2 separate regions of the Homo sapiens genome follow, and region 1 is linked to region 2. Evidence: chromatin loops called from intact Hi-C (ENCODE). Cell type or tissue: GM12878. All regions are shown on one strand. Region 1 overlaps PBX3 (PBX homeobox 3). Region 2 overlaps MAPKAP1 (MAPK associated protein 1).

The links. Hi-C counts contacts between places; a loop is a spot of excess contacts. Peaks named below come from ENCODE experiments on the same cell type or tissue, not always from the same donor. Only the 100,000 strongest peaks of a DNase experiment are listed, where the experiment ranks them.
Region 1: a loop joins it to region 2, with 7 times the contacts of the local background. A loop is called at or near these places in 7 of 110 quality-filtered maps.

What each region holds. Positions count from the first base shown.
Region 1 is chr9:125,819,779-125,822,278 of GRCh38, reverse strand. All of the region lies in intron 2 of PBX3 (PBX homeobox 3), which reads right to left. Among named protein-coding and RNA genes, the nearest start is that of PBX3, 74 kb to the right of the region's middle. RefSeq lists an enhancer at 1,066-1,115. In GM12878, no CTCF peak of the experiment used is centred here; no DNase peak of the experiment used is centred here; H3K4me3 peaks cover 1,198 bases; H3K27ac peaks cover 1,817 bases.
Region 2 is chr9:125,693,605-125,696,104 of GRCh38, reverse strand. The region is part of intron 1 of MAPKAP1 (MAPK associated protein 1); the gene reads left to right. Among named protein-coding and RNA genes, the nearest start is that of MAPKAP1, 12 kb to the left of the region's middle. RefSeq lists an enhancer at 1. In GM12878, no CTCF peak of the experiment used is centred here; no DNase peak of the experiment used is centred here; H3K27ac peaks cover 229 bases.

The sequences.
Region 1 (2,500 bases), 130 kb before region 2:
TGAGGTTAAAAATATTTACACAAAATTTTATAAAGAAGAAACAATATATTTGAGTCATAAAAATAAGTTAGCTCTCTGCCACCATTTACTACCCACCTTTAAATATTAAATTTTAATTTTACTTATTTAGGAAAAATTACATAATTCTTCATAGCACAGTTTAAAAATAACTCCACTATTAATGCAGGCCCTTTATTTAATCACAGGCTAATTTACTCCTGACAGAAAGTAAATTCCACTATTTTCTGTGAGGCTTTATGAAATTGCCATCATTTTTAATTAATTCTTAATTAAAATATATTACACCACAGCTTCTACCCATCTCTCTTGATATTCTAACATAATCAATTCAAGACCATTTACATATCATTAATTAAAAGCCTTCCTCTCTCATCCTTAAAATCATAATGAGGCTCTATTTCTCATTAGCAGCCTTTAAGGGGTAAAACAACAATACAGTCAAGAATGAATAGTAACTTGAAACAAATAATTTGTACTTTTTAAAACTATATAGTGGACAGAGCTAATTTCAAAATTTCTCAAATTTGAGAATCCTTGAATTATTTCACTGTGTTTCACAGGGGAACCACCAGAGCAACAATTGGTGATAAAATGAAACTAATCTTCAAATGAGTTAAGCAATAAATTCGGTAAGAAATAGTAGCATCTTTGAGATCTGGGAAAACCAAATAGATTTCTTTATTTAGACAATAACAAATCTTACCATGAAATACTACCAACAAGTTAGTTACTACAGAAAAGTAAAAAATAACACAATTAATATGATCTTGTCTTCATTTCCATTTTTAAAAATTAATCCCCTATATTAATCCTTTCCTTTAAAAAAGATTCTTTCTTTCAACTAAAGTCCATTGTTAGTATCTCTTAAATCTTAAGATACAATTAGAAAAATGTAATTGAAATTTATACCTCTATGCGTTTCTTATTAGCTTACCACTGTCAGAATGAAGTCTCTAGTATCTGTGGTTGTATGAAGAACTGAAACAGAGAAGCTCGTATAAAGTTCTATAATTAAACTCCAGAGCTATGATATGTTTTACACATTCTTAAATGAGCTGTAATATATACTGGTACTATAAAAAGTTATCATTTATTGGTAACGAAAAGAAAAAATTAACCACCTAATTCAGTGATTTTACCTCTTCAGGAGGCTTTAAAGGCAAACGCAGCTTGAGAGATTTATAGGAACTCATGACTTTTAACCCACTATTTTCAATATTTTGGCTATAAGTTACAAAATTAATACAACCTAAACTATGATTACATTTATGATTAGTATAAAATAAAATTTCATTGCTTTTCTTTTGCTTTGAGCAACTGTAGTAGTATTGCCTTTTGCAATACTACTTTTAAAAAGACTGAACAAAACATTAATTTGTCACATTTTTCAGAGTTTACAACTCATAATTATATTTCAAGGCCACACTACAAATACAAATAGAAAATAAGTGAGAATCAAAATGTGACCAAAAAAATACTACTACTTAATAGAGGCAAAATAAAGTCAGACTTGCAGCTTGGAAATTTTATGCAGACTTACTGTCACCAGCATTAACTATATCTAGGTGCTTCGTATCAGGCAAATCAGATTTATATCACTGTCTTCTGTCAAATGCAGGTGCTCCACCACAACTTGTCAAGACAGCCTGTCTGAATCTTCACACGTCAGACAGAATCACAGCACTTGGTGTTTTGGTCTGTTGACAGCAATTTATTTTGATGTGTTGTCACAATATGAAATTCTTCAATGCTGTGCACCATGGTGCCAGTAAGTCCCACTATACTTTTTTCTACTGTGAGATGCTACAGGTTTATTAGTGAGGGAGCGAGAACAAAGTTTTGTCTTGCTTTTAAAACCCATTTCATTTAAGCCCTAAACAGTTAATTTTAAAGTGGAGGGGAGTGCTGAATAGAAACAAGCACTGTCATGAGACATTCCTTAATCTCGGTATCAAGTGTCTTGTTTCACACCACAATCTATTTGGGTGAAGCAAAGCCAACCAGTCTGTTAGGAATAACCAGAGACCTTAAATATCCAGTAAGTCAAAATTCAGAGTAGACTACACTAAGACTAAACTAATAGCTTGGGCTACAGATCCAGTGTGGTCAATTGTTTCTTCATCTTTTTCACAGTGCTTCTTTCAATCCCACAGTAAAAACTTCAATTCAGTGCAGTGCAAACGTTTTCATGCACCCATTTATAGGTACTAGGAGATCCAGGTGAAAGAAACAATGAATAGGAATAGATTTCTTTGGGGTTTTTTAAAATTTCTTTTCCAAAATCTATACAAATTCCATATTAATCCTCCAAGAATGTGAAATAAAATTTACATGGGAAATACAAAAAAGATAACTAATTAAATGTGGCAGAAAAAAAGATAATATTCACAAAAAAGCTCAGAGTTGTTTTCAACTTTTGTAGTATTTTGCTATTTCATATTCTAAGTTTTCGTATTAAAAGATTCTAACTAAAATAAAC
Region 2 (2,500 bases):
GTTAGTAAAAATATGAGTGTTAAAATATGATGAATTGTTGCCTTTTACTCTTTTCTAATTATCATATACTTTATAATTGAAATAGTTTCAGGCTGGGCACAGTAATCCCAACACTTTGGGAGGCTGAGGCAGGTGGATCACCTGAGGTTGGGAGTTCAAGACCAGCCTGACCAACATGTAGAAACCCCGTCTCTACTAAAAATACAAAATTAGCCGGGTGTGATGGCACATGCCTATAATCCCAGCTACTCGGGTGGCTGAGGCAGGAGAAGCAATTGAACCCGGGAGGTGGAGGTTGCAGTGAGCCAAGATTGCGCCATTGCATTCCAGGCTGGGCAACAATGGTGAAACTCCGTCTCAAAAAAAAAAAGAAAGAAAAGAAATAGTTTCAGCTTGTACAGTTAAGCATGATGGCCAGTTAGGTTTGTTTTTTTCAAATGCGCATACTGATTCTCTTATGTACAATATAAAAATGTGCATACTGATTCTCTTATGTACAATGCAAAAAATTTACCGAAGTATTTGAGCATATTTAAATTAGGAAAATATCAGGCAAGATGTTTCTTTTGTAAACTACTTCTGTCCAAAGCATTCTGTATATTATCAGAATGAAAAATGACAGCACTTTGTCATCTGTTCAAATTGATATTGCACTCTTTGCAATGACAGCTGAAAAGGCCCACAGGTGCCATATAAAGAGGTGACCATGTTGTCATATTTCATTTCGGCATCCCTCTGCAAAGCCATAATTACCTAATTAGGTTGTTAATTAGGAGATTAGCATTTCACTATATTGATAGAATGCTCTTTACCGGCGTGGGGTGAGATACAGATTTGTCTGCTCTAATTTATAATCTCTGCCTGTTTTGTACTTATTTATTTGCTTAAGATGCTGGTATGGGGCAATTCAGTTTACCTGAGAAACAGTTTACAAGCGAATGAAGCTTTGATCACTGGATTAAAGTTGCTGAGTTAAAATACGGACACATCCCCAAAATTAAAATAAAAATTCCAAGTTGGTATAACTTGTATTATTGTTAACACAGTCAACAAACACAATAAGAATTCACATTGTTGGTATAAAAAATTCAAAATACAAAAACTTAAGTCTGAACTATGACAGAGATTTATCTATCCTAAACTAGGCAAAATAAATTATTTTAATTATCTTCAATGACAGACCTCTGTCATTTATACTTGGGACTTATAAGAATATGCTAAATGTTTTGAATGTATTTAAGAAACTGAAGCTTGGTTAATAACTTCAGAACAAATATATTGAGTCTTCAGTTTAGACTTCCTTAGATAGTCATGCATCAGGGCTTATTTCATTTGTACCTTCTGTCCATTAGTCTGTGCTTGGAACATTCCCTTCCCACAGTCTTTGCAGTACTGAGGGGCTTATGGAATTTGAAGTATTTCACAGTAACCTTCACTTGGTGAGCTATTTGGAGTAAGCACGGTTTCTATAAAGTGTGTCTAACATTCTTTTGGGAGAGGGGGCGGGGAAAACGATTTCCATACATTTTCTCTGTAGTGTTTGTAATTTGCATTATGCATACTTTTCTGCCTTTTTTTAGTTAAGGAAATTAGGAGTTTCAGAACAATGTTAAGAGCACCATTCCCACTGAGGTAGTAGTTTAGCTTCTTTTGATCGTATTGGTATTGGCATTCAAATTGTAGTAAATGCATGTGTGCTTAAGTCCTTTTTCCCTACAGTTATGAAGAACTGCATTTGTTTTATAGCCGTAATTTTCTTAAAACTTTTTTTTTTTTGGAAATGGAGTCTTGCTCTGTTTCCCAGGCTGGAGTGCGATGGCACCATCTTGGCTTACTGAAACCTCTGCCTCCTGAGTTCAAGCAGTTCTCCTGCCTCAGCCTCCCAAGTAGCTGAGATTACGGGTGTGCACCACCACACCTGGCTAATTTTTGTAGTTTAGTAAAGATGGAGTTTCACCATGTTGGCCAGGCTGGTCTCGAACTCCTGACCTCAGGTGATCTACCTGCCTCGGCCTCCCAAAGTGCTGGGATTACAAGCATGAGCCACCGTGCCCAACCTAAAAAATTTTTAAAAATTAAAAAAAAATTTTAATACAAATAACAGAGAAGGGGTCTTGCTATAGTGCCCAGGCTGCACTTGAACTCCTGGGCTCAAGGGAACTTCCTCCTCTGCCTCCCAAAGTGCTGGGTTTACAGGTGTGAGCCCCTATGCCCGGCCAACTATATATATATGTGTGTGTGTGTGTGTGTGTGTGTGTATGTGTGTATATATATGTGTGTGTGTGTATATGTGTGTGTATATATATGTGTGTATATATATACGTGTATATATGTGTATATACGTGTATATATGTGTATATATACGTGTATATATGTGTATATACGTGTATATATGTGTATATATACGTGTATATATACGTGTATATATACGTGTATATGTGTGTGTATGTATACGTGTATATGTGTGTGTATATGTGTATATATGTGTGTATATATGTGT